Linked DNA regions of Homo sapiens: regions 1, 2, 3, 4, 5 and 7 are each linked to region 6. A link is a loop called in an ENCODE intact Hi-C map of the cell type or tissue named here. Cell type or tissue: PC-3. All regions are shown on one strand. Region 1 has its middle 120 kb from the start of LINC01429. Region 2 overlaps NFATC2 (nuclear factor of activated T cells 2). Region 3 overlaps ATP9A (ATPase phospholipid transporting 9A (putative)). Region 4 overlaps LOC124904930. Region 5 has its middle 130 kb from the start of MIR3194. Region 6 has its middle 23 kb from the start of MOCS3. Region 7 overlaps ATP9A (ATPase phospholipid transporting 9A (putative)).

Region 1 (4,000 bases), 1.0 Mb before region 6:
TAAGAAAAAGAAAAAGGTTTTTTGTTTTTGGTTTTTTGTTTGTTTGTTTTTTTGAGACAGAGTCTCACTCTGTCACCCAGGCTGGAGTGCAGTGGTGTGATCTCAGCTCACTGCAACCTCCACCTCCCGGGTTCAAGAGATTCTCCTACCTCAGCTTCCGGAGTAGCTAGGACTACAGTTGCGCGCCACCACGCCCAGCTAATTTTTTTTTTATTTTTAGTAGAGACAGGGTTTCACTATGTTGGCCAGGCTGGTCTCGAACTCCTGACCTCAGGTGATACACCCGCCTCGGCCGCCCAAAGTGCTGGGATTACAGGAGTGGGCCACCACGCCTGGCCTGTTTTTTTTATTATTATTTTTTTTTTTTGAGACAGAGTCTTGCTCTGTCGCCCAGGCTGGAGTGCAGTGGCGCGATCTTGGCTCACTGCAAGCTCTGCCTCGCGGGTTCACGCCATTCTCCTGCCTTAGCCTCTGGAGTAGCTGGGACTACAGGTGCCCGCCACTACACCCGGCTAATTTTTTTGTATTTTTAGTAGAGACGGGGTTTCACCGTGTTAGCCAGGATGGTCTCGATCTTCTGACCTCGTGATCCGCCCGCCTCGGCCTCCCAAAGTGCTGGGATTACAGGCGTGAGCCACCGCGCCCGGCCTGTTTTTTTTTTAATGAAAGTTCTAGTTGTCAAGATCCTGTCTCTTTCTTCCATGGAATTGAATTCTCAGCAGGGCTGAATTTTTTCAGAAAGAAACGCTACCTTTCCAAGCCTCCCTTGTAGCTTAGGTACGGTCACGTGACTTTGTTCTGGCCAATGGGATATAAATGGAAGTGTCAAGCCTCGGGTGGGTATCTTTGCTTTCTCTTTGTTCTTTTCTCCATCTTGCTGCCTGGAACTTGGATGCCGCCATCTTCGGCAATGAGGTCATTTGACTCTGCAAAGCAGAGAACCAAGAAAGAAGCAGCTTGGAGCTGGGCGCAGTGGCTCACGCCTATAATCCCAGCACTTTGGGAGGCTGAGGCGGGCGGATCACGAGGTCAGGAGATTGAGACATCCTGCCTAACATGGCGAAACCCCGTCTCTACTAAAAAGTACAAAAAATTAGCCGGGCGTTATGGTGGGCGCCTGTCGTCCCAGCTACTCCAGAAGCTGAGGCAGGAGAATGGCGTGAACCCGGGAGGCGGAGCTTGCAGGGAGCCGAGATCGCGCCACTGCCCTCCAGCCTGGGCGACAGAGCGAGACTCCATCTCAAAAAAATTAAAAAAGAAGCAGCTTGGGACCAAGGAGAGTCATTGAAGCCTTAGACTACCTATGTAGTGTTTAATTGAGAGAAAATACGCATTTATCTTGTTTAAGGCACTGGTTTTTTGGCTGGATGTACATAATAGACTTTTTTTTAACCAGGAATAAAAATTAAGTTAGGCTTTTGTTTAACTTCAGTGTGCAATTGGCAAGCCCTTCTCCAACCCCCATGTGGCATAACAATCCTTTCTAGCTGCTTTAAGTTGCTGAGCCACCAATTTCTATTATTCCTGGAATCTGAGTCATCTATACTCCCTGTGTTATTACACATAATATGTTATTATGACTTTAATCAAGGAAATATTTTTTTCACTTGATATATTAGTCACATAGCTCCTGGATTGTCAGAAACAGCCAGGAATGCTAGCTAGTATTGCATCATTTTATCTGTTATTTCCTGTGGGGAGTGGCTTAAAATCAGACCAGCCAAATCTAGGCAGGAACTGGATCTTGCTTTCATTAGTTTCTGCAATTATTTTCAGAAGGAATCAGTTTCCAAGGCAGAGGAAGGAATAAATACTATTTGCTTGGTTTTACTACTGAAGTTGTGTAATTTACATAACAGCAAAATTACAGCTTAGAATTCTAAGTAGCAATTATAATGTTTAAAAAAAGACAAAACTTTGCACTTAAGCAATAGCAAAGAGTGGAAAATGTTAAATAAACTTCACACAAAATTTAAATATTTATTTAATCTCATTTGCCTGGAGGGAAAAAAAACCACATTCTTTAGCCCTAAAATTGAAATAGAAGAGAACTCTCACAGACAGTAAATTCAATTCTAAAAGCCCCAACGCGGCCGGGCGCGGTGGCCTACACCTGTAATCCCAGCACTTTGGGAGGCCGAGGCGGGCAGATCACGAGTTCAGGAGTTCAAGACCAGACTGTCCAATATGGTGAAACCTGTCTCTACTAAAAAATACAAAAATTAGCTGGGCATAGTGGCACGCACCTGTAGTCCCAGCTACTTGGGAGGCTGAGGCAGGAGAATCGCTTGAACCTGAAGGCAGAGGTTGCAGTGAGCCGAGATCATGCCACTGCACTCCAACCTGGGCCACAGAGTGAGACTCCGTCTCAAAAAAAAAAAAAAAAAAAAAAAAAAGCCCCAATACAGGAAAATAGATATGGAAGGAACTCAAAAACTCATACAAATAAGGTGGCAAATGAACTTTCTAAGCCTAATGATACATGTGATGTCACCCAAACAAAACAAAAAGCTAATTAGGCATTCTTGTTTTTCCCTTAAAGCCAATCTTTTTTTTTCTCCTCTTGGATCCATCCAGTGAGGTTTTATAACCCTCCTATTTGCCCTAAAGCAAATGGGCATTAAAACCATATTTTAATATTAGGTAAGTTATTGGTAAACAATCTTTGGTCCTAAAAAAGTGAAACTGTTCTTCATTCAGTGCATAAGGATTGAAAAAAGTCTTGGATTAGGAGATCAGTTTAATGCCTATCAAATCACTATGGAAAATGCTTTGAGAAACTCTGGCAGTGCCAGTTTCCCCAAAGTGAGGAATGGCTGCAAGGTGTGGTCTGAAGATTATTATTGTCCATAAGCTAGATAATTTAGATGGTGCATGGATGTGGCATTAAATAATGCTATAAGGCCTGGTGTGGTTGCTCATGCCTGTAATCCCAGCACTTTGGGAGGCTGAGGTAGGAGGATCGGTTGAGTCCAGGAGTTTGAGACCAGTCTCAGCAAATGGTGAAACCTCATCTCTATTAAAATACAAAAATTAGCCGGGCATGGTGGTGCGCACCTGTAATCCCAGTTTCTTGGGAGGCTGAGGCAGGAGAGCAAGACCTTGTCTCAAAAAAATAAAAATAAATAAAATAACAATAAATAGGCTGGGCGCAGTGGCTCACACCTGTAATCCCAGCACTTTGGGAGGCCGAGGCAGGTGGATCACAAGGTCAGGAGATCAAGACCATCCTGGCTAACATGGTGAAACCCCGTCTCTACTAAAAATACAAAAAATTAGACGGGCACGCTGGTGGGCGCCTGTAGTCCCAGCTACTCAGGAGGCTGAGGCAGGAGAATGGCGTGAACCCGGGAGGCTGAGCTTGTAGTGAGCCAAGATCGCACCACTGCACTCCAGCCTGGGCAACAGAGCAAGACTCCGTCTCAAAAAAAAAAAAACACAATAAATCTACAGGGGTTCATCTTCAATCTTTCGGATTACATTAAGGAGAAAGTCTCTGTTTGGTGCTAATAGATCTTTATCACCTCTCCACACTTAACTAATTTCCCTTGTTGAACAGACAGCAAGCCCCAGCTGCACAGCCTTTAGCAGATTAGACTGCTTCCCTAGAATTTTATTTTATTTATTTATTTATTATTATTTTGAGACGGAGTCTCAGCTCACTGCAACCTCCAACTCCTGAGGTCAAGGGATTCTCTCATCTCGTCTCCCAAGCAACTGGGACTACAGATGTGTGCCACCATGGCTGGCTAACTTGTCATTGTTGTAGAGATGGGATCTCACTCTGTTGCCCAGGCTGGTCTTGAACTCCTGGGCTCACACGGTCCTCCCACCTCAGCCTCCCAGAAAAGGGCTGGGATTACAGGCATGAGCCACCATATCTGGCCTAGAATTTTTTTTCTTTTCTGGAAATTAATTTGTGCCATTACCTGCTGTTTAATAATGAATACCAAGTTCTCCATTCATAATAGTAATATATAAAGTTTCCTGTGAAAATACA
Region 2 (4,000 bases), 400 kb before region 6:
ATTGCTCAGAATTGAAAGAATGTTTTCATTTCAAGTTTACAAGAGGCATGGATGGAGTTGTGACGTTCTTGACAAGCTGGGCTAACCTTTCCCGAACTTGTTTCCCGGAGGCAAGGTGCTCGGTGACCCAGCGCATCTTAACCTTGGGTCTCCTAGGCTCGAGGCTAGGGCATTACGTTTCGTGGAACCAAAGCAGCCAATTGCATAGCAAGTATTTTCCTGCATTCCAATTAAATGCTTAAGAAAAAGCAGCATCCTATAAAATTGTGATCATAAACATCCATTTCCCTCAGCTTTTGTGAGTGCCTTGACTTACAGCCAACATCACTGTTTAACTCAGTCTGTTTAAAAACAAACTTTTCTGGTGGTTGATAACAGAGAGTTGCTCCCTGAGCCATCAGGGTCCTGGGAGCTGGAAGTGAAAGGGTTATTAACATTCTACCTTTATGCAGCTGTTGGCTGACCAGAATAAACTCCCTGCTGAGTTCAAGCTTTGAATGGAATGGATGCAAATGATGTTGTTTCCATTAGAGCAGGTGCTCACAGCATTCTGATTGGCCTGAGCAGACCGAGGCTATGGCTGTTGGGACAAGCTTAGCATCCTGGACATCTTGTCAAAGAACCTCACTCACCCCTCTGGCCTCTACAGCCCTCAGAGGAGAGAAAACCAATTCTCCAACAAACAGGTCTCTCCAACATGGTGGTGCTGGCAGGCTTAGGTTTAGAAAATCCTGACTGTTAAAGGCGTTTGAATACATCACATTCCTATGCAAATGTTTTTAATCTCCAGTTTAATGTAGTTTATTTTTCCTATATGTAAAGTATTTTTATACGGCTTGTATCATGATAGTTTAGCAATAAAACAGTTGGAAGCAACATCTACTTTGGTGTATCTTTCTTTTCCAGAGAGGCTACTCAAATATTCCCTTTACATTTCGGGCTCCCTCAGCAAGGAACATTTTGTGTGTGTACATAAGTGTGTGCATTTACTCCTCGTCTCAGCCCTAGGAGGTAGGTACAGTCCCACCGTGCTTGTGACTCAGGCTCAGAAGCCACTTGCCGGAGGTGACAAAGCCACATGGTCAACCTGAATTTGTCTGGTTCTCTCCAGCACAGCTCTGCTGTAATCTGTGCCTTTAGACTACTTTTGAGGTAGCATTCATAAAAGAGATTTATGATGCCCACCTTAGACCAGCTTTCCAAGGGTCCCAAAGCATTCATGGTCAACTGGGCTAAGCCAGCCACTTGGAAGGCAAAAGCCATCATTTTTATTTGAGCATCTTGCAAAATATCAAGGCTAAAGAAAAAAAATGCACCTTATACCTTCAAACCCACAAACATAAGTACTAGAACCTTCTAGCCAAGTTCCTCCTTAAAACAGCTTTTGCCCTCCTGTAGCTAAAGCACCTAAGAGGTTTGGAAGTAGCTGCTATTTTTAATGTCTTAATATGGTTCGAACCTCCTCCCACCCTTTAACCCCAGGGAAACGGGATACCTGCCCCCGGCCCTGTGTTTTAGGGACCCACTTCACCCCACCATAGCCCTGCACTTGGAATGTCTTCCTGGGAATTTTCTAGCCCCCCATTCCAGTGCGTGTAACCAGCACTACCAAATGGGCAGGGGTCCCAAGCTCAGACAGGGACCTGCATGGGTCCTGGCTGCTGGAAGTGTCTATCTTGAAATAGCCTTAGTCTCCCTCTGGTGGCTGGGACTAGCTGGCTCCCATTTCTCCCCTTCAGATGCCCCAAAGAGCTCTAGAACCTGCACCTACAGGGTCCAGGCCAGCTTCCAGAAGAGCACCCTGGTGAGCAGATTGCTCCTGATGGCTGGTGCAGTATTTTCATTGTGATTTTTGTGGGATGGTGTGAGACTGAATCACCAGAATGGTGCTGATTTAGGAATGGCTCAAATTGCACATGCAGACAGGAGCCCCACAAAAAATATCTGCCCAGGGCTACACCTAAGAGGCAACTGTGCCCCACTAAGATGATTGCTGCCGCTGCGGCCAACTGTTTTGCTTTAACTCACTTTCTGAAAACCTTACACCACTTCTCCTGAATCGAAAGTCAAAATCACTTAAGCAGAGGACAAGGCTAAAACTATACAGTCATTTTTAAAAAAGAAAAAACAAAAAACAAAAAACAAGTCTGTGTTCTACATTTATATTTAAGCCACACTTAATAAACACAAATTTGGCCTGTGCCTCAGTTTCCCCAGATATAAAATGAGTTCTCTAGTCCCCACCTCACAGGTGCTGCATGTTTAATCAATATTACCTATCGATCCACTGTCCCGTCATTTAACAAACAGATTTCAGATTCACCTAAGGCATATCATGGAGCCTTGAGCTCATCTTGAGACCTCATTTGACTAATATCTGGAAGAAAACATTTAGAGCTCTGACTATGGGATTTAAATTTTTCTAAATAGATCATTAAAGCCAGAAACTTGAGTTTATCCAATTTTCAAAACCTGAGATAACAAGGAAGTTCGTATTGGAGCATCTTGGGGTCACTTTGCCAGGAGTTTGCAAATCTGAACATTGTTCCTTGCTGTATCCAACAGCATGGGGTAGTTTCGTACAAAGGAGCAGAAACAGAACAGTGGTTTCGTGCCAAGTTGGGATTTAAGAAGTGGTAAGATTGACAGGAGAAAACAAATGCTGACTCCTACTCAGCCTCTTCATGTTCATACATTGGGAGGAAACTGGGTTCCTGGTAGGACCAGGTTGAGTATAAAATAACGCTGAGGACAGAGGCACAGAACCACAAGGACCTTTAAGAAATGAAAGTGAAGTCATTTCTTTTGTCTGTGGATCCCCAGTAGCTGTGATGGGGTATAGGGGACACACTTGCTATAAACCTCATGACATTTTGTGGTACAAAGATGGACAAGGTCAGACCAAACTTTCTCCAAAAAGGGCTTCTCACTCTAAACCACCTCTTGCCCTGCCCTCCTGGTAAAATTCAGAAGTTGAGCTTTGTAAATGGCCCGATGAGGAGTTATCAAAGAAACAAAACCCCCTGCTGTATATCTGCCGTGTCCCAGGCCCTCTAGGAATCCCTGATTTACGAAAAACTTCAAGCTCTGAAACATTGCGCTGGACTCGAGACAGGAAGTACAGTGACAATTCACTCTGATTTCCAGGGGCTATACTTTTTACATCAGTGATCCCTAAATTTTTTGTTGAAATGGGGACACTTCATCCTTCTATGAAATACTGACAAAACTCCTTGAAAACACGTTGCCAACAGTTTCTGCTGCTGTGCAAAGTGTCAGAGGATATTTGATTCAGAACCCTCTGCCCTTAATACCATGAGAAAAAAGCATTCACAGGACAACCGTGGAGAGGGTTGTATTTACACCTTCACATACACACGTGCCAGACTCCTGTATGACCTCCCCAACTATGTGCCTTCTTCTCTTTGGTAGCCAGGAGGCATTTTGAGTTCAACATGCCCCAAAATTTCCTGATTCCCAATCTCCTCTTCCTCCCTTCTCCCAACACACACCCATCTTACTCATCAGTTTATGGCAACACCATCTACACAGTCGCTTAGTCAAAACCCTGGGAATAACCCCGGATCCTTCACTGTCCCCACTGCCCACATATCAGCAAGTCCTGCTGGGTCCCTTCTGAAATCATCCCACCTCTATGCCTCATGCTCACCAGAACACCCTCATCTCCTACCTGGATGACACAACAGCCCTTTGCTGGTGTACTCCCGACCTCCCCGTCCACACAGCAGCCAGATCGAGGTTAAAGCAGCCTCAGATCCCATCACAGCCCTGTTTAAAGCCCTCCACGGCTTCCCTTTGCGTTCAGGATGATCCGAATTTCAGGCAAGAGGCTCAGCCATCTTCCTCGGCCCCAAGTTCTCCAGCCTCCAGGTCTCTTTTCTGTTCCTTGCCCAGACCACACCATTCCCCACCTCTCTCTCTGTCTCCTCCTAAAACTTGAAACGCTTTGACCCCCGAGTTTCGTGGACTGGCTCTTCCT
Region 3 (4,000 bases), 610 kb before region 6:
CATGTCAGTGACTGTTGTGTTTGTGGGGTCAGGTGGGGGGCATGGTATTTGCAAAAAAAACAAATTATGGCTAATTTATTATTTTGTTGCAGTGGGGTTAACTGTAAACTCATGTAAGAGTCTGTGATTTCCTCATTGGTTGATCTCTCTCTCTGTAATCCTCATTGCAAATTTTCACCAGGACAGCGTTTTTTGATTAGAGGGGAGCTCTGGCACAGTATGCTTTAATTTAGCAGGAACTTCCAGATGATTTAAATTCTCGATGCTGTGATGACACACATATGATCTTTCGTGTTTCTGAGCGACTCTACTTTCATTGTTTGCCAGCGTGGCTCGTTGCTGTTGCCCAATAAAGCTTGTGTACGTTCTGCCTTGGGGGATTATTTTAATTTGTACAGAAACATGAATTCTGGTATCAAAATGAGGACTTTTTATTATAACGCTCCTATTTTTTCTTTATTTCATGGTACATGAAATGTAAAGAAAACTCTTTCCAGTTCAGAAAATTATTTTGATTTTGGCAAAAAAAACCCCAAATCAATGCATGTTATTTATTATTTTGTACTATTGTCCATCCCAGACGTGTCAGAATTTCAAAAGGTGATAGATATAAATGGAAAATAAGATGAAAACCATAAGCTTCATATTGTATTTCTATACACGGTCCTCGATGACTGGAATCTTTTTTTTTTTTTTTTATCGAGGGATGGAACATATAGGAACAGTCAGTTAAGTTTTAGGCAGAAAAAATTTTTAAGGCCCGGCGCAGTGGCTCATGTCTGTAATCCCAGCTTTGGGAGACCAAGGCAGGAGGATTGCTTGAGCCCAGAGTTTGAGACCAGCCTGGGTAACGTGGTGAAACTCATGTACAAAAAATACAAGAAAACGAGCTGGGTGTACTGGCTCAAGCCTGTGGTCCCAGCGACTTGGGAAGCTGAGGCGGAACAATCACCTGAGCCTCGGAGGTCGAGGCTGCAGTGAGTCGTGATTGTGCCACTGCACTCCTGCCTGGGCAACAGAGCAAGACTCCGTCTCAAAACAAAACAAAACAAAAAAAGCTTTTGTGTAGGAAGTAGTTGAAATCAATTGGGTGATTTTTGTCCCTTGGGGGACACGTGGCGGTATGAAGACCTTTTCAGTTGTTACAACTCGGGGAAGAGGAGTGCTACAAGCAAGAGATGCTGCCGAACACCCTGTGATTCACAGGGTGGCCCCCACAACAGAGCCCAAAGTGTCAAAAGTGCCAACATTGAGAAACCCTAATTATTTTTTTTCGAGGTGGAGTCTTGCCCTGTTATCTAGGCTGCAATGCAGTGGTGCAATCTTGGCTCACTGCAACCTCCGCCTCCCAGGTTCAGGCGATTCTCCTGCCTCAGCCTTCTGAGTAGCTGGGCCTGCCACCACGCCCGGTTAAGTTTTGTATCTTTAGTAGAGACGGGGTTTCACCATGTTGGCCAGGCTGGTCTCGAACTCCAGGCCTCAGGTGATCTGCCTGCCTCAGCCTCCCAAAGTGCTGGGATTACAGGCATGAGCCCATACGCCCAGCCAGAGAAACCCTAATTTAATTGGCACGTGTCAGCTGTACCATTTGTCTGTCTGTATTTGTAAAAGGGCCCGGAGGTATAAGCTCGTGTGTCTCAGGAAGCAAGTTATGCCTCCGCCTACTATACCAAATACTATACCAAATGGTGTAATTAGTGGCTGTCTGCAGTGTGAGCTGCTGGTTCCCTCTTTTTGGTTCTCAATGGAAAGGGCCATCCTCAGTATATAGATTAGAAAGATAATTGTAACTTAGTTGTGTTATCTCATGACAGCAGCAAAAGGAAGGTATGTGGTTTCAAAGGTAGGGACCGACCATGCTTTCCCTTAAACGTGTGCTATCCCTGCACGACCTTAAGCCTCTGCATTTGCCTGCAGTGAACTTCCGTCCATGTGCGGACACTCCTCCGCCGGAGCCGCTAGGGGGAACTTGAGGACTGAAAGACATTGCTGTTTCCTGTTTTCCACAACCAGCCGGACCCCACGTGCCCAACTGCCCTGAGTTTCAAGACTGTGCTTTCATAGCTTCAGAATTTATTTCATGGCCAGAGGCTCCGTGAAAAACAGACATTTCTTTTCATGTTGTTGACCAGAATATTTTGCTGGACTTAGTTAAAAAAAAAAAAAAGGAAAAAAAAAAGGCAGGGAGGGTGAGAGATGAATATTTATTTGCTCTTGGATATTTGCATTTTTGAATAATTGGCAAGTAGGAAGCTTTGCCAATTCACTGTTCAGTCTAATAAGGTTTTGAGACGAAATGTACCAACACCCCAAGTACTTTTAGTGTTTTTGTTATGAAACTTTTCAGGGTGACATGAAGCCCTGTGGTATTTGTGAGGAGGTCTATAAATGATGGATTTGCTCACCTCAAAATAGAACTGTAGTCGCTCCAAATTTTCCAGAAGTGGGAGCACAGTGACAGAATTCATTCAGGACTTGCTAATTTCCTACTTTAAATGGGTTACATAACAGAACCGGTCCCGCCTTCGCGCCTCTCAAAACTACCCATGAAGTGATGGTGAAATGTATCATTAAAAGCTAGAAATAGCTCTGCTAAACTCTGGGAAAAAGATGAATTTTTTTCTGATCTCCCTCTCCCCACCCCCCTTTTTTCACCCAAACATTGCATAATGTTAAAAAAGTCAAATCTTTCCGTGGGATTTAATTTCATTTTCCATGTGGCTGTGGTCGGAGGGGTAACTCAAGCACTTTGGGGGCTGGTGGATTTTTGGAGGATCACGCATTCCCGGATCAGTTTGCATCCAAAGCCTTAGCCGAGAAATACACCCAATCCTGGGGTTTCTCCCCATCCCTCCTGCCCCCCTTTTGTGGATGAGTTATCTATAACATAGCATCTTTTCAGAAAGCCTGCCTTCTTGCAGGAATGCCCAAACAAAGCCACCCTCCACTTTCCATGTTGACGTTTTGATTTTGAAATGGATTCCCCCTGAAATTTGGGGTAACTGAGTCACATGTGAAGTCATCGGCCCCACAACCTATGCTTGATACCAAGCCAGGGCTCATTTCTTAGAATTCAGCCAGCAGGTTCTGTTTGCTTACATTAAGAACTTGGTGTTCTAAGCCTGTGGTGTTTGTTTTCAAGAGATTTAAAAGAAATACATTTTTTTTCTTTGATCAGATCAGGTCCAGATAAGCCCAGGACTATTTTTTATTTCCTTTGAGAAAGATTGCAGAGTCCAGAAGGAATGGAAAAAGTGTTGGGGGATGGGTAGGAGATGTGCAGAATATGCTGACATTTTTATTCCTTCATTGATCAAATATTTGCTGAGCACTTCCTATGTGTTAGGCACTGTTCTTGGGGCTGGAGGCGTGGCAGGGAACCAGACAAGCGTAGTGTCTGCCCTCATAGTGATTACACTCTGTGTGTGTGTGTGTGTATGTGTGTGAAAGACAATAAACAGATTAAGACTAACATCAGGTGGAGAGAAAGCTTCCTAAGATAAAGCAGCCTAAGGGTTAGGCAGAGGATGACAACCAGGTAGGAATAAAGGTGGGGAAAGTGCTGGGAGTCAGAGATGGGCCCACTGGAGCAGAGGGCTGCAGGATGAGAAGGAGGGTGCTGTGCACCTCTGGACCCTGTAAGAGCAGAAGCTGGTAGTGATGCCCCCCAACCTATCCATGTGGGTGCCAGCCACACCGTCCCCCTCAATTTTCTCATGCCTTGTGGGGTTTTTTTTTTTAATCTCAAGGAAATTCTGCTTTCTATTCCATTAGTGGATTTAATGTAAAAAAAAAAGTTTTTAATGATTGGCCAATTCTATTCTCCAAGATCCCCAAGTAAATGGATTCTTTTTTTTTTTTTTTTTTTTGAGACAGAGTCTTGCATTGTCACCCAGGCTGGAGTGCAGTGGCACGATCTTGGGTCACTGCAACCTCTGCCTCCCAGGTTCAAGCAATTCTCCTGCTTCAACCTCCCGAGTAGCTGGGATTACAGGCACGT
Region 4 (4,000 bases), 370 kb before region 6:
GAACTCTGAAATCGTGGGGCACAGTGAAAACAGTGTCCTGGGCTGGGCTTGATGGCTCATGCCTGTAATCCCAGCACTTTGGGAGGCTGAGGTGGGCGAATCACGAGGTCAAGAGATCGAGACCATCCTGCCCAACATGGCGAAGCCCTGTCTCTACTAAAAATACAAAAATTATCTGGGCGGGGTGGTGTGTGCCTGTAGTCCCAGCTACTTGAGAGGCTGAGGTAGGAGAATTGCTTGAAGCCGGGAGGCGGAGATTGCAGTGAGCCGAGATCAAGCCACTGCCCTCCAGCCTAGAGACAGAGCGAGACTCTGTCTCAAAAGAAAAATTAAAAACAAAAACAAAAACAAAAAAACGCACAAAAAAACAGTGTCCTGTGCCTGTGTTCTCTGCTCAGGCACACACTCCCTTGTCCTGTCAGACTCCACTCATAAAACCTAAGTTCAAAGATAAAATCATTAAGAATTTTAGGATAGCAAAAGCAGTGTATGAAACTAAGTTCAAAGTCCTTCTGAGCACGAGGCCCTGTGCAGTCGCACAAGTTGCACACGCGTAAATCTGATCCCGCTACAAACATGTTTATTTTTCTTACTCAAATAATGTATGTATATTATAGAAAAATTAGGACGCATAAAAGTGACAGTTACCACCGAGCCGTGACTACCATTAACATTGGCTCTCGGATGGGTGCAGTGGCTCATGCCTGTAATCCCAGCACTCTGGGAGGCCGAGGCAGGTAAATCACTTGAGCCCGGAAGTTCGAAACCAGCCTGGCCAATATGGCAAAACCCCATCTCTACAAAAAAATACAAAAAATTAGCCAGGCGTGGTGGTGGTGGGTGCCTGTAATCCCAGCTACTCAGGAGGCCGAGGCATGAGAATGGCTTGAACCAGGGAGGCAGAGGTTGTGGTGAGCCAAGATCCTGCCACTGCACTCCAGCCTAGACTACAGAGTGAGACTCTGTCTCAAAAAAAAAAAAAAAAAAAGTAAAGAAAAAAAGAAAAACATCGGCTGTGTAACTTTCGCGATGGTTCTTGAGGCCTCTGTCACAAGATCACTTCTCAAAATCCTTGATTGAATTCTCCAGTGGCTTCTTCAAACGCTCCTTACTGGGGGAACAGGCCCTGGTGATCCCCCTCCCATCCATGCCACCCTCCGTCCCCACCTCTTGTTCACCCCGCCCTAGGCACCAGGCTTTTCCTGATTCCATCTCTGGTTTTGTTTTGTTTTGTTTTGTTTTGTTTTTGAGACATAGTCTCATTCTGTCGCCCAGGCTGGAGTGCAGTGGCGTGATCTCAGCTCACTGCAAACTCCAGCTCCCAGGTTCAGGCAATTCTCCTGCCTCAGCCTCCCAAGTAGCTGGAATTATAGGGGTGCACCACCACACCCATGTAATTTTTGTATTTTTAGTAGAGATGGGGCTTCAACGTGTTGGCCAGGCTTGTCTCAAACTCCTGACCTCAGGTGATCCACCAGCCTCTCTCCCAAAGTGCTGGGATTATAGGTGGGAGCCACTGCATCTGGCTCCTGATTCCGTCTTTGTATCTGCAGTTCCCCATGCCTGGGATCGTCATCCACAAGCTCTTCCTGTAACTGCCTCTTCAGCTGCAGGCCCCAGCTCAAATGTCACCAACTCTAGGAGCCTTTTCTGACCTATCATTGCCTCCCTGTTATTCTTCTTCATCTGCGGGACCAATAACTCTCCCCAGGGCTGTGCCTGCTGCCCGTGGGCTTCAGACTGAGTTTCTGAAGCAATTATTGATGGGGGATTGGGCTATCATGAATGGCTTATAATGGAGTGGGCAAACTCCTGCCTGCTGGCCAAATGTGGCCCATGGCCTGGTTTTGTAAGTTTTATTGGAATCATTTTTGTATATAACCAATGGCTGCTTGTCTGCCTCAACAGCAGATGATTCATTGTGAGAGATACTGCATGGCCTGCAAAGCCTAAAATATTTACTATCTGGCCTTTTATATAAGAAGCGTGCTGGCTGGGTGCGGTGGCTCATGCCTGTAATCTGAGCACTTTGGGAGGCCGAGGTGGGTGGATTGCTTGAGCTCAGGAGTTGGAGACCAGCCTGGGCAACAGGGAAAAACCCCATCTATACCAAAAATACAAAAAATTAGCCCAGCGTGGTGGCTCATGCCTGTGGTCCTCAGGAGGCTGAGGTGGAAGGATCACTTGAACTCAGGAGGCAGAAGTTGCAGTGAGCTGAGATTGCATCACTCCAGCCTGGACGACAAAGTGAGACACCCATCTCAAAAAGAAAAAAAAAAAGTGTGCTGACTCGTTGCTTAGACTAGCTAGAGCCTACCCTCAGAGCAAAGGATGGGGTCAGCTTCTCTTGAGTCTCATGGCTGCCTCAGAAAGGGGCAGAAATCCAAAGAAAACTGAGTGTCCTGAGGAAGGAGGAAGAGGGAGTGAATGCTGACCAGTCAACCAACAGTCACAGTAAACACAAGTGTACAATCAACATAAAGCCAGCTCCACTTTAAGGCAGTGCTATGACTTACTTAGCAAATCCCATAAGATTTAACATCTAGATTGCTTCTAAATGTTTGCCATTGTAAATACAGTTGGCCCTTCGTATCCACAGGTTCTACAACCACAGATTCAACCAACCAATATTTGGTTGGTTTCAACTAACATTTGAAAATAGAAAAAAAAAACAGAAATAAAAAATAATACAAATAAAAAACAATACAGTATAACTATGTACATAGCATTTACATTATATTAGGTATTATAAGTAATCTAGAGATGATTTAAACTATTCAGGAGGATGTGCATAGGTTATATGTAAATTTTATATCAGGAAATTGAGCATCTTCAGATTTGGTATCCATGGGAGTCCTGGAACCAATCTGCCTCGGATACCAAGAGATGACGGCACTCCTGTAATATACATCTTATGCACGCATCTCTGGAACTGGCCATTTCCTTAGGCCCCACCCAATTTTTTTTTTCTTTTTTTACTTGGGGGCCTGAGCTATTCCTCCACAGCACTGATCTCCCATCATTTTCCAGGGTGGGTAGGGAGATGAAGTCTTGCCTTATTTTTCAAGATGAGTGCTAGGGTGCCTGTTGAGATGCTATGGGGGGACAGGCTGCAAGGAAGCCTGACATTCATGGAAGGGCCCTTGTGTTGGCTGTGGCAGCTTCATCTCACACTTGAAAGGCTAGCTTTATTGCTGCACTTTTGCACCAAGGAAATGGAGGCTCAGAGATATCCAGTCATTTGCCCTAGGTCACATAGCCAGCCAGTGGCAGAGCAGGGCATAGAATCCAACGTGCACTTCCCCACACTGTCATTCATCCTGGGCTGTGGGGGAGGGACACTGTTGCATTGCTGGATTGTCTGGGAGCTTGTGGGATAATTTTAGAGGGTTAAAAACATTCCGAACACAAAACTCCTCACGTACATGCTGGATGGTGCCGTGAGCTTCTTCACCAGGAGTTAGTTTCAACCTGCACTTGGAAAGAAAACTTTGTGCCTTTCCCGGGGAGAAGGAATCCGCTTCTCAAATCAAACTCATTCCTGCTAAGATACAAAGGACAGGTCAGAGCTGTTCTCCTAAAGGCTGCCCCAGAAAGGCAGCAGAGGGAAGGAACTAGGGAGAGCCCAAAGGCACTGGGGTGGGACAGAGACAGCCAGGTCCCAAAGACGCACGATCCCCTCTCCCCAGCGCAGTCTACAGGCCTCTGATGAGTTCTTTCTCCATCTATCCCCTGCTGGCCGGAGACTCTTTAATGAGTGGCCCTGGCAAAGCCACTTCAACTGCTGCCTCAGTTTCTCCTCCTTACAAATCCACTTTAAAAATTTGGTGGTACTCCCCACAGGATCTACAGGGCTGTGTTGGGGACCCAGCCTTGCCTACGGAGCTTGCCAAATGAAAGTCATCCAGGCTGCCTTCAGAGTTTAGTCTACATCCGGGTATCAGCTTTACTATGACTTATTTCTTTTCACTTACATAAACGTCCTTTAAAGGAAACTTAA
Region 5 (4,000 bases), 340 kb before region 6:
GAGACCCGGGAGGGGGAAGCGAAGTGGCAGGTAGACTGCTGCCATGCTTGGAAGGTGGGCATGGAGCACGCGGCTGCAGTGCACCCACGTGGACACCCTTCTGTGGGCTCGCCTGGTTGGTGTGGGCAGCAGCTAAGCCTGCAGCTTCCAGTCCCTGTGGATCCTCCTTAGTGTCTCTGAATCCTGGCAGAGGCCTGTTTAGTTCCGGGATGAAGAATGCCACCTTTTCCTGCAGATCACCTGAGTGAGTAATCACAGATGGCTGCTTGGAGGTGGCAAGAGATGGACGGGGGGTTTCCAGTCTGTCATCCCGGGTTCCAGCTTGTCCTGGTGGCTCCAGTTTGTCGTCACTCCCTCCCACTTCCCATCCATCCTTCCTTCTTGGTGGCTGCCCTGCTGACTTGAGGATCCAGCGTCAAATTCAAAGAAGCAGCCCCATGTAGACTGGTGAACCAGCTCCCCAAGTTGCATAAGGTAAATCTCTACGATAAATCCCTCCAGTTGATTCTGCTGTGGTCAAACCCTGATACAACAATTTAAGCCTGAATCTCATTTCGTGTACTTTAATATATAATAACTCAAGCCTGTCTTCATTCCTCCATTGTTTTCAAATATTTAAAGCAAATACCTATGAGTATGTGAGGGATACCTATGTCTGCCACACATCATGGTTAAAACTCTGTTTGAAGATTTTAAAAAGCACCTTGGCAATGCCTGGCAGGTCTGTCTGGAAAGGAGCAGAGAGGCCAGGGTGGGAGGGAATCCCCCTGCCTTCGACCCAGACGCCTTGGTTCTCCCAAATCACTTGATAGATTTTCCCCAGACCTGTCCCTGAGGCCCTGGACTTGGCTGTGGCTTTGAGGGCGGGAACGCCTCCGAGCTGGCCGCTGGGGAACGCGGACTGTCTAGTGGAAAATCCTGATGCCAACTAGAGCTCTGTGTCGTAGGCACACGGCTAGACTGGAGGGACGCGCCCACACGATAGGAAGTGATGTGTCTTGCTGGACAATGCCAGCAGATACTATTTGATATTTATAAACTTTTCCAGACTCTCAGAGCAGAAGATGAGCAGCTTCATTTTTACAACCACAAATAGTACATTCCTAAGCTTGTACGTGTGTGTATACATATATGCATTAGAATGACTGAGTGTAACTCACAAAAGAAGAAAAAACAATGAAGCAAATCCATGACTGAGTTTCCATTGGCCTAAAGGAGAATACAATAATTCATAAATACCTCTCCATTTATACAAAGGAAGAAATGCGGTCAGGCACGGTGGCTCAGGCCCCTAATCTCAGCACTTTGGGAGTGCCGAGGTGGGAGGATCACTTGAGCCTGGGAGTTCATGACCAGCCTGGGCAACACAGCAAGACCCTATCTCTACAAAACTTTTAAAAATCAGCCAGGCATGGTGGTGTGCGCCTGTAGTCTCACCTATTTGGGAGGCTGAGGTGGGAGGATCGCTGGAGCCTGGGAGGTCAAGGTTGCAGTGAGCCATGATCAAGCCTCTGCACACCAGCCTGGGTGACAGAGTGAGATCTTGTCTCAAAATAAAATAATAAAATAAAATAAAATAAAGAAACAGCAATGAACAAATGGAGGTCTGTGAACTTCCATTTATCCAAAGGAAGAAAGAACATTTCACAGAACCAGAAACATTCACAAAATCTTCTCTTTTACAAAGGTGGAAAGACTAGCCTCAACTGTTTACCCCAGGAGGTCAGAAAACTATGACCCACAACTGGCTGTTTTGGTAAATAAAGCTGTATTGGAACACAACCATGGTCACTCTCTTACTTATTGTCTATACTGCTTTCATGCTACAACAGCCAAGTTCATTAGCTGAGACAGGGATGTATGGCCCACAAAGCCTCACATATTTATTATGCAGCCCTTTAGTAAAAGTTTATGGACTTCTGGTTTATTCCATAACCTTTGGGACCACTGAAGCATCCTCCCTATTGCTTTCACATTTTCTTGAATAAATTGAGCCCCTTACACCTTCAGCAGCAGGAAGTCTAATACTTCCTCTTGAGCACCTCACTTTCTCACCACTCCCATTATCCAAGAATCCTGGGATTTACATGGTCCAAAGAGGATCAGTCCTATTTCCAAACAACAGAAACCTACACTAAAGCCATCAGGTCTCATGGCCACCAGGGGTCACTGTTAAGCACAGGCTGTCCTCTGAGCTCAAGATCCACTGCTCCCCAACACAACGCTGGGACTGCTGGGGCCTGACAAGATTCCAGCTCAGCCAGTAGCCCTGTTAGAAGCAGTCCCCTGTGAACCTCATTAAGGCGCTCAAGCTTTGGCCAGGTGCTCCCACCCTCTTGATGATTTCTTGTTCTGGATCCGTCCCCAGCCACGTGGGTTTCCTGTCTTTCTCCAGTAGATGTTAGGTGAGAGCCCCAGAGTCCACTCTGATGGCTTTTCCCAACTTCAGGTCATGGGGAGCAATGATGGATATCTCAGTTCCTTCCTTCCCTAGAGAACCTGGCTCCACATGCAAACGGATGCAGCTCCCCCAACCCCATCCCCAGCAGCTAGGTCTTTCTGGTGAGAGACGTGCTTTGGTCAGGTTACAGGAGTTCTTTTACAACCACCCTCAAGAAATGTCCCCTGTTCGCATTAACTAAGAAAGACCATTTCATTCCTAAACAAAGAAGATTTATTGCAAGGAGAGGCGTGGACAGGTGCAGATACCTAAAGAAGATAACCTGGATCCAATGTCGCTGGGTCTTTGTTCACACCTCATAGCTTCTTCCCTGGTGGTTCAGGCAGCTTCTGAGATGGTCTCTGTGATCTTCACTTTCTTATATTCATGCCCTCAGGTAATCCCTTCTCCTTGGGTAATTTCCATCAAACCAACAGCATACCTCAATATTGGGGGAATGCCACATCTGTGATTAGATTACAGAATAGTTGGGCTTCCATCTTGCTAGCAGACCCTCTCCCTCGCCAGCTGTGAGGAAGCAGCCTGCCAGGTTGGAAGGCTCACATGGTCAATAGTCAGCTCATGCTGAAATCTGCCCTGTGGCGAGCGGGGAGCCGGTGTGGCAATGAACTGACGGAGTTCTCCATCCAACAGCCAGTGAGGAGCTGAGGCCCTGAATCGAAGAGCCCACACATGACAGAATCCTCCCAACAACCACATGTGTGAACTTGGAAATGGAGCCGACACCAGTTGAGCCTTCAGATGAGATCCTAGCCCTGGTTAAGACCTTGATCGCAGCCTTGGAAGAGACACTGAAGGAGAGGACCCAGCTAAGCTGTGCCTGGATTCCTGCCCCACAGATACTGTGAGATAGTTTTAACTGTTTGTTATTCTAAGCTATGAGGTTTGTGGATGATTTGTTATGCCACAGTAACTAATATACCTGTCCACAGACCATTTCAGCACTAAACACACGGGAAACTGTCAGGCTTTACAAATGTATTGACCTTTAAAATGCCTACATTTTGCAGCAGAGAGTAGTAGATAAATAGAAGTACTTCTCAGAAAGATAAAATGTCTAACCTAAACAGGTGAACATTTGGGATTACCTGACAAAGGTCAAGGAGAGTAACAAATAGCTGACCCTTCCTCCCAGGTCCAGAGACTGGCCGGCTTTTGATGTGAGGGGTGGAGCATGCATCCAGCTCTCTGAGGCTATGGAGGGTGCCTGTCCACCTCTCCCCACCTACTCCACCTACTCCCACTTCCTGGACCACTCTCTGCAAATCAGTGAGCCCCATCTTCTATTCTGCCTGGCCTGGATTCACAACCTACCGAGCTGCTCTGAAAGGGAAATCTGGGGAATGACATTTATCAATGTAATTGACCAAGAGGAGCTGGCATTTCCACGACTACCTCTGCTGCTCAGAAAGGGCATCTAGGAGTCAGCTGGAAGCTCCTTCTCATATCATAGCTCACTTAATCCTCACAGACTCTTGTTTTGATGGAAGCACTAATATCCCCAATTTCCAGATGGGGAAATGGAGGCAATTAGAGAGT
Region 6 (4,000 bases):
CTCCAAGTGTGAACTGACAGCCGTGTGTGTGATCTTTCTGCCCTCCTCAAGTTTGCATTTTTCACATTAAAGTTTACTTTTTAATTAAAAAAAAAATAGCTGGGCGTGGTGGCGGGCGCCTGTAATCCCAGCTACTTGGGAGGCTGACGCAGGAGAATCAGTTGAACCCGGAAGGCAGAGGTTGCAGTGAGCCAAGATTGCACCACTGCATTCCCAGCCTAGGCAACAAGAGTGAAACTCCATCAAAAAAAAAAAAAAAGTTTTTATCTGTGGTTTAAAAAAATGACCAAAAAATTTACCATCTTAACCATTTTTAAGTGTGCAGTTCAGTAGTGTTCATACACTCACGTTGTTGTGCCATCCACCTCCAGGACTCTTCATCTTGTGTAACTGAAACTCTGTATCCATTAAACGCTAATTCTCCCCACTTCCCTAATCCCTGCAACCACCATTGTACTTTCTATCTCTGTGAATTTGACTACTCTAGGTGCCTTATGTAAGTGGAATCATTCAGTGTTTGTCCTTCTGTGACTGGATTATTTCACTTAGCATAATGTCCTCCAGGTTCATCCATGTTGTAGCTTGTGTCAGAATTTCCTTTATTTTTAAGGCTGAACAATATTCCATTATGCATATATTATACATTTTGTTTATCTATTTATCTGTCAATGGATACCAAAAAGCTGCTTCCACTTTTTGGAAACTGCAAATAATACTTCTGTAAACATGAGTGTGCAAATATCTCTCCATAATCCTATTTTCAGTCATTTTGATATATACCCAGAAGTGGACTTGCTGGAACATATGGCAATTTTACTTTGAATTTGCTGGGGAACCGCCATGCTGTTTTCCACAGCAGCCACGCATTTTACATTCCCACCCACTATGCGGCCACGCATTTTACATTCCCACCAGCGATGCACATGGGTTCCAATTCCTCCACATCCTCACCTGTTATTTTCTGTTGCTTTGATAGTATCTATCCTCATGAATGTATAATCCTGTCTACTTTTGATGGATGGGGGCATCTGAAATCTCCAAGCCTGAGGCAGCCAAATTTCGAGAAAGCATCAATAATTCAGGTTCCTCTCTGAGAAAAAGAGAAGTGAATCCCTTGTGAGGATAACTCAAAAAATAATAATATCAAAGCTGGGAGAGAAGTTACAGGTCTTCCAATTCAAGCCCTTCATTTTACAGATGGGAAAACTGAGGCCAGAGAGGAGGGGTGTTTAGCTCTGAGCACAATTTGAGCTGGGAACAAAGTGACAGCTTTCATTCCACCTCACAACACTGTGGCCCGGGTCCAAGATAAATTTGCCTCAGTATTTGACAAGAAGGTTGTTCTTTCTGTCTGAAGGCAGAGTGCCCATGTGACTAAAGACAGTATTTACAGTTGTCAGGGCAGCGGCAATGATGCAGCTGACGCCTCCGGGGCTGGGTGGGGCTCCATGGTTACAGTCAGGGTGGGGCTCTTGCTCATCCTGGTCACTGGCTGGGGCAACACTGGGGTGGGGATGGGTGGGGGGGTCTCTGTCTGAAAGTTGCTGGCACATTCAGAGCCCTGAGCAAGGACTGGTTCCAATTCCCACCTCCCTGCTGTCTGTACACTGCTGGATAGAGATCCACCTTCTTCCCCCAGACCCGGTGCCCCTCGGCAGAGAGAGGGCTACCAGGTCTTACTTATCTAAGAATCCCTGGCCCCTTGCCCCAATCCCAGCCCCAGCTCCAGGCTCTAGACATGACAGCATCTAAGAGATGCCAGGTGCATACAGCTGAGCTTAGAAAAGGCTGGCTGCACACACCTGGGAACCACAAGCCCCTCTGCTCCTCAATCCTTAGAGAGGCAACAGAGCTGAACCCTGATTCTAGAGCCTGGGTTCCAATCCCACCTCTGACACCTGCCACAGCAGGGACCGAGGCCAAGCCCAGTAACCTCTGCCTCAGTTTCTTCATCTGTAAAGCAGGGATAATAATAGTACTCACCTCATAAGCTGATCTTGTGAATTAAATGAGTTAATATTTATGCAGCTGTTAGAACTGGCTCGCAGTTCACAACAATTGCTATGGTTGCGGTGGTTGGGATGTATTTATTTTAATGTCCATTAAGGGAAAAACTAAACCAGTACAGAAAATCTAAGACTTCATAGCCATTATGCTATAAAACAAAACAGACTAAAGTTGTTTAACAACAAAAAAATGGTTTTAAAGAATGTGCCTTTTTAAAGCACAAGTGTACAGAATGACAAATGTTTTAAAGTGATCTGGCGCCCCCTCCTGGTAATGGACAGTAGCTGTCCTGCCAATCCCCCCATTCTGAAACTGCTGAGGTCAGCGCTGTCACTCACTTCCCTCCGGGGACTGACTTAGGAGAAGAGTTGGTCCCATGGGAAGATGGGATGCTCCACATGGCCCGACCTGAGAAATGCATCCCTGCCGTGCTGAAGGAGCTCACCGGTGAGCCCACCCACCTCGCTGCCACTGTTCAATAGTTAAGGAAGTGCTCAAAGCTGGAAGGCGACCCAAACTTGGCCAGCCCCGCACTGTGCCCACCCTGAAATCCCTCTCCGGTTTCCCAGCCCTGCACAGCCCTGCCACAAGCTGGTTTTCTCCCAGGAACGTCTGCAGGATTGAGGAAGCCACAGGGCCCACCGAGGAGGCCCTCCTGCTCTGGCAGGGGTGTCCTGTTGAGCCCTGCTGGCCCAGTCCCAACGGAAGGAAGGAGTGTCCTTGGCTGGACCCCTGGGCTTCACACACCGCGCCGCCCAGTCCTCAGGAAGTCCGCAGAACACAGCCCACACTTCTCACAGTGGCCTGGCCCTGCGTCCTCTAACCCTGACTTTAGCCTGTCCCCTCTCTCTCCTTTCCGGACTCCAGCCACACTGGCCCTGCCTCTTCCTCAAACGCACAGAGCTCTGTCCCACTTCGGAGCATTTGCCTTTGCCGGTGCCTCCACCTGCCTGGGCTGCCTCCACCCAGACCCCAGAGGGCTCACTCCCACCCGCATGTCTGCGCCAGGTCCCGTCTCCCTCGAGGGTCCTGTTGGTGCCAGTCCCCACCTCCCTGTGCCACTGTCCTTTCTCATTTCCTTCAAGCCGGTCCCAACAGTGCAATTGTTGTCTGTCTTTCCCGAAGTCTCGTCTATTTCTCCCACCAGCTGTGAGCTCCAAGGAAACAGGTGTCACACCTGCCCGGCTCACTCCACATCTCCAGCCCACATTGTTCCACAAATGTGTGTTGAAGAGATGAACACTAGCCTCACTTTGCACACAAGGGAACTCAGAGAAGTGAAGTGACTTAAGGACAGACAGAAGTGTCTCCGAAGGTTACACCCTTGACCTGTGCCACACAGCCCAAGTTCAGCATGGCCTCTGAGTAGGGTAGGTCACCTCCCAATGAAGTAACTTTTCCCATTTGAGGGGGTCACCACTGGCCTACGAACCCTCCCACATCACTGACTCTGGTGACATCATACAGGCGAGATTCAGTCATCGGGTCAGCTGCATATGGTGCAATCCCTCAGCCCATGATTCATTCATTCCAACTGACATTTGCAAAGAATGTGTAGACACAATATAAGTGGAACGTTTCACTCACAGGGAAGAGGAACGGGTTACTCATTCCTTTAGCCACTAAATTGGCAAATGAATTTTTACTGCCTCCGAGAGCTGGAGACAAAGGAGGGGCCTATTCTAGATGTGCTTCTAGGCATACTCAAAAACTCAGACACATCACACAGGGGTTTTTTTTAAAGAGTCATCGAATATTCCAAACCTTATTCAGACTATAAGATGGTTGCCAGAGTGATTCAATCAATCATTCCACAAATAAACAAGGAAAGCATGTACTACGTCAGATGGTGACGGAGCCATGGAGAGAAACAAAGCGGGGAAGCCCAAGAGGAGATGCGATTGTAATTGGCATGTCTTAATTTTAAATTATTTAAGTTGACCTGGCACAGTGGCTCGTGCCTGTAATCCTAGCACTTTGGGAGGCCGAGGCC
Region 7 (4,000 bases), 640 kb before region 6:
CAGAGCTTTACTCTTGTTGCCCAGACTGTAGTGCCAATGGCACGATCTCTGCTCACTGCAACCTCTGCCTCCTGGATTCAAGCGATTCTCCTCCCTCAAGCCCCCAAGTAGCTGGGATTACAGGCATGTGCCACCATGCCTGGCTAATTTTTGTATTTTTAGTAGAGACACGGTTTTGCCATGTTGGCCAGGCTGGTCTCAAACTCCTGACCTCAGGTGATCTGCCTGCCTCGGTCTTCTAGAGTGCTGGGATTACAGGCATGAACCACCACACCCGGCCTCCCTAATTTCTTTAAGCTGTAAAAATGTTGGGGTTGAACCAGATTATTGACTTGCTTATTGTCATCCCATCCCATAGATTGTGTGTTCCCTGAGGGGAGGGTCCTCGTCTTGTTTACTGCCGTGTCTCTGGTGCCTGGCCTAAATCCAGCGTGCAGGAATGCAAGGGAGGGAGGCGGGACACGCTTCGTGGGGCCCTGCCCTGCTCCATGCGGGGAAACTGCCTGGATCTCTCTTTAATATATTTGAGTTCTTTGTAAGCCATTATTTAACAAGCATTTTAGCCCCGATCAATGCTACCTGCCTTTTAATTTTAAAAGCATGTGCTTCAAGCGGGCCCATTAGATGACTGGTTTTCCTCCAGGTTTTTGCTAACATGATAAAGAGAAGAAGCGGCAGTTTGGGTTGATGGTCTTCAGAAGCTCGACTTGGTCTTTAGAAAACCTGGTGACCCACAGTTTGGCTTACAAAGTGCATGTTGTGTATGGGAGAACTTACTGTTTTTTTGAGATCTTGGTTGTGCCCGTCCCTGAGACAACCCAATGAGGTTGGTGCTGTTATTGCCATTTCGTGGCCACGGCTCAGAGAGGTTAAGTGACTTGCTGGAAGTCTCCCAGCAGGTGAGTGTGGAGTGTAGGGTGGGACTCAGGTCTGTGCAGTGTCTACATGGAGGACTTGTGAGGAAGCTGGAAGCCTATGTCACCCCTGTGGGGTCCAGCTCACCTGCTGGGGTCCCCCACCCCGTGTGGTGGGGATCGGGTGTGGCCCTTCCACTCTTGGCACTGGCCAGTCAGCCTGGCCTCTCCTCACCCTAAGCAGTGACTGCATCTGCTGGTGTGTCCCAGGCCCGCTACGTCCAGGCCAAGCTGAGTGTGCACGACCGCTCCCTCAAAGTGGCCACGGTGATCGAGAGCCTGGAGATGGAGATGGAACTGCTGTGCCTGACGGGCGTGGAGGACCAGCTGCAGGCAGATGTGCGGCCCACGCTGGAGACCCTGAGGAATGCTGGCATCAAGGTAGGGCGGGCTGCCCGCAGGGAAGGGCACTCCAGGGCAATGCCAGTTATCCCTCAGCAGTGCAGGGAGATCACAGGGGGAAAGGGTGGGAGGAGCAGCAGAGGACACCAGGAGTGCCTTATCTGCAATGGGCCACAGGCACTGTTTCTGCCCCTCCAACTGTGATTTTTTTTTTTTTTTTTTTTTTGAGACGGGGTCTCGCTGTGTCGCCCAGGCTGGAGTGCAGTGGCATGATCTTGGTTAACTGCAACCTCTGCTTCCTGGATTCAAGCAATTCTTGTGCCTCATCCTCCCTAGTAGCTGGGATTACAGGCACGTACCACCACGCCTGGCTAATTTTTATATTTTTGTAGATAGAGGGTTTCACCATGTTGGCCAGGCTGGTTTTGAACTCCTGACCTCAGGTGATCTGTCTGTCTCAGTCTCCGAAGTGCTAGGATTACAGGTGTGAGCCACTGTGCCTGGCCCTCCAGCCCTGATTTTGGAAGACATCTTGTGTAGCGTTTGCCTTTACTGTACCGATGACTCCCCTGACTCCACTGGGCTCCCTGGTGCTCAAGGCCGAGCAGTGTCCAGCGTGCATGGCTGCTGATTAAATTCTAGTTGAGTGATCAGCACGCCGGTCTGTCTGCCGTGTGGCCAAGTGAGTGAGTGACCACCCAGCAGAGTGACCGTCAGCGCCATCACACTGTCGTATTAGCATTTTGCACTCTACCAGTGGCGACCCAAAAAAAAATACTAGGAGTTGAATCTGGAGGGGCCAGCAGAGGGCGCGTGAGGACCTGGTCCTCAGTGGACCAAGGGAGGTGTGAACAACCAAACTCATTGGCCTGGAGCTCCTGGAAACGTGTGCCTGCCACCGGCCTCCACTCAAAAGTGGCTCTCTGCTGCATCCTGGGGCCTGTCCTTTCAGCAGGGCCATGGCAGGAGGACAGGTTAGATGCCAGGCAACATTCAGGCCCACTGGGGACTCCCACCCCTGCGTGCCTGTTTCCTTGTAAACCCAATTCTGTCGCTTGCATTTGGCTCACAGGCCTGGTTCGTCATAAGGAAATCACCAACGGGACCTTGCTTCCGGAAGTCTGGCCGCTGGAGGCCCATTTCTGCTTCATCGTGGGGTCTGCAGTGGGGCCCTGGCCATTCCTAAGACTTCTGGAGTTTCCATTTTCTGCTTCCATCTTTGTCCTGGGGTTTTTCTCCTTCTCAAAACTATGTTAGCCCAAGACGAGATATTTTATTCACAGAGTGTGCATGTGACTTACCATTCTAGTTTCCTGTTAGATGACAGGAGGAGGGGAGTGCCTGGGATGGGGCAGGTTAGTTGGTAATTAAAGTCTAAGATACGATCTTGCACAGGAAATTTTCTTTTCTTTTCTTTCTTTCTTTCTTTTTTTTTTTTTTTTTGAGACAGAGTTTCACTCTGTCGCCCAGGCTGGAGTGCAGTGGTGCGATCTCGGTTCACTGCAACCTCCACTTCCTGGGTTCAAGAGATTCTCCTGCCTCAGCCTCCCAAGTAGCTGGGATTATAGGTATGTGCCACCATACCTGGATAATTTTGTATATTTAGATATTTAGTAGAGATGGGTTTTCTCCATGTTGGTCAGGCTGGTCTCGAACTCCTGACCTCAAGTGGTCCACCTGCCTCGGCCTCCCAAAGTGTTGGGATTATAGGCGTAAGCCACCGCGCCTGGCTGCACAGGATATTTTCTAAATCAGCCCCTTGTATGGATGTAGAAACTGAGGCTAAGTGAGGCGTCTCCATTCCCCAGGTTCTCACATTGGGAAGCAGCAGAGCCGGGACTGGAGCTGGGGTCTTGGACCCTTCCTGTAGTACCTTGCCTTCATCACAGCATGGGACATTAGCCATGTCGTGCACCTGATCGTTCTTTTCATGCTTTTCTGGAACTTGAACTTCCCAATTCCTTCCCCAGTGTTTGTTCTCTTACCTCAAACCCTGAGAACTATGACTAAACGAAGCTCACCAAAAAGAATATTATTTTTAGGACAGGCGGGATATTGAGGGAAAACAGACCCAGCTAGGGGAGAGGGCCCGGGAGGCTCAGCCCTGAGAGGTGCCCGGTGCCTTCCTTCTGCCCGTCTCACTGCCTGGGTTTCCATCCTACCTCTCCCTTTACTTCTTCTGTGACCCTTGGCAAATGACTGAAGCTCTTAGCGCTTCCATTTCCAGCCTCCAGAAGCTGTCATGAAGGTAACAGAGAGCTCAGCGTGGGTGCTGGGCACGTAGTGGACACTCAGGAGACAATTGTCATGATCTTCTTTCCTATACTTTCCCTCCTATCCAGATTTTCTTTGACCGATAGCCCCAAGACTGCTCCCAGCTGGGAGCAAAGAGAACAAAAGGGTTAATGAGGTAAAATCACAGAGCAGGAAGCACATTCCATGAGGACTCTAAAGACCCGGATTCTGGGCCTGGTTAGGACAAGAGGTAGCTGTGTGGTTTGGGGCAAGTCATCTACCCTCTCTGAGCCCACAGCAGAGAAATGCAGTGTGAGCTAATGCACGATACGGAAGAACCTGACTCATTTACGGTCAGCGTTTTATAAGCTGAGTTAAACCCCAGAAGGGTCTGTCTTGCTCATCCAACTACATAGAAAGTCCACAGCGTCAAAAATGAGTGTTTCCTGTAGGACAGGGAAGTGCCCCCTCACCTGTACAGCCTTTCCCTTCTTTTAGGATATTTATCA

What was found. Peaks named below come from ENCODE experiments on the same cell type or tissue, not always from the same donor. Only the 100,000 strongest peaks of a DNase experiment are listed, where the experiment ranks them.
Region 1: it touches region 6 in a loop (6-fold over the local background); 2 of 110 quality-filtered maps call a loop at or near these places.
Region 2: a loop joins it to region 6, with 3 times the contacts of the local background. A loop is called at or near these places in 7 of 110 quality-filtered maps.
Region 3: it touches region 6 in a loop (6-fold over the local background); 57 of 110 quality-filtered maps call a loop at or near these places.
Region 4: it touches region 6 in a loop (6-fold over the local background); 5 of 110 quality-filtered maps call a loop at or near these places.
Region 5: a loop joins it to region 6, with 8 times the contacts of the local background. A loop is called at or near these places in 22 of 110 quality-filtered maps.
Region 7: a loop joins it to region 6, with 8 times the contacts of the local background. A loop is called at or near these places in 33 of 110 quality-filtered maps.

What each region holds. Positions count from the first base shown.
Region 1 is chr20:51,982,811-51,986,810 of GRCh38, reverse strand. No RefSeq gene overlaps it. Among named protein-coding and RNA genes, the nearest start is that of LINC01429, 120 kb to the right of the region's middle. In PC-3, no CTCF peak of the experiment used is centred here; a DNase peak (open chromatin) is centred at 1,610; H3K27ac peaks cover 1,108 bases.
Region 2 is chr20:51,383,839-51,387,838 of GRCh38, reverse strand. It overlaps NFATC2 (nuclear factor of activated T cells 2), which reads left to right. Exons shown (of 11, transcript NM_012340.5): 11 at 1-876. All of the region lies in intron 2 of LOC105372663 (a long non-coding RNA gene), which reads right to left. Among named protein-coding and RNA genes, the nearest start is that of MIR3194, 67 kb to the left of the region's middle. In PC-3, CTCF peaks have their summits at 1,491, 1,697 (motif pointing left) and 3,427; DNase peaks (open chromatin) are centred at 1,718 and 3,558; H3K4me3 peaks cover 411 bases; H3K27ac peaks cover 2,511 bases.
Region 3 is chr20:51,593,146-51,597,145 of GRCh38, reverse strand. It overlaps ATP9A (ATPase phospholipid transporting 9A (putative)), which reads left to right. Exons shown (of 28, transcript NM_006045.3): 28 at 1-632. Among named protein-coding and RNA genes, the nearest start is that of NFATC2, 52 kb to the right of the region's middle. In PC-3, CTCF peaks have their summits at 1,760 and 1,959 (motif pointing right); a DNase peak (open chromatin) is centred at 1,975; H3K27ac peaks cover 333 bases.
Region 4 is chr20:51,349,485-51,353,484 of GRCh38, reverse strand. The region is part of intron 1 of LOC124904930; the gene reads left to right. Among named protein-coding and RNA genes, the nearest start is that of MIR3194, 100 kb to the left of the region's middle. In PC-3, no CTCF peak of the experiment used is centred here; DNase peaks (open chromatin) are centred at 1,934 and 2,354; H3K4me3 peaks cover 498 bases; H3K27ac peaks cover 3,792 bases.
Region 5 is chr20:51,324,595-51,328,594 of GRCh38, reverse strand. No RefSeq gene overlaps it. Among named protein-coding and RNA genes, the nearest start is that of MIR3194, 130 kb to the left of the region's middle. RefSeq lists an enhancer at 1-517. In PC-3, CTCF peaks have their summits at 1,950 and 2,152 (motif pointing right); a DNase peak (open chromatin) is centred at 1,084; H3K4me3 peaks cover 397 bases; H3K27ac peaks cover 2,322 bases.
Region 6 is chr20:50,979,918-50,983,917 of GRCh38, reverse strand. No RefSeq gene overlaps it. Among named protein-coding and RNA genes, the nearest start is that of MOCS3, 23 kb to the right of the region's middle. In PC-3, CTCF peaks have their summits at 2,057 and 2,269 (motif pointing left); DNase peaks (open chromatin) are centred at 1,397, 2,267 and 3,677; H3K4me3 peaks cover 1,074 bases; H3K27ac peaks cover 3,515 bases.
Region 7 is chr20:51,622,487-51,626,486 of GRCh38, reverse strand. It overlaps ATP9A (ATPase phospholipid transporting 9A (putative)), which reads left to right. Exons shown (of 28, transcript NM_006045.3): 18 at 1,125-1,295. Among named protein-coding and RNA genes, the nearest start is that of NFATC2, 82 kb to the right of the region's middle. RefSeq lists an enhancer at 1,685-2,217. In PC-3, CTCF peaks have their summits at 1,829 and 2,052 (motif pointing right); DNase peaks (open chromatin) are centred at 2,056 and 3,836; H3K27ac peaks cover 1,776 bases.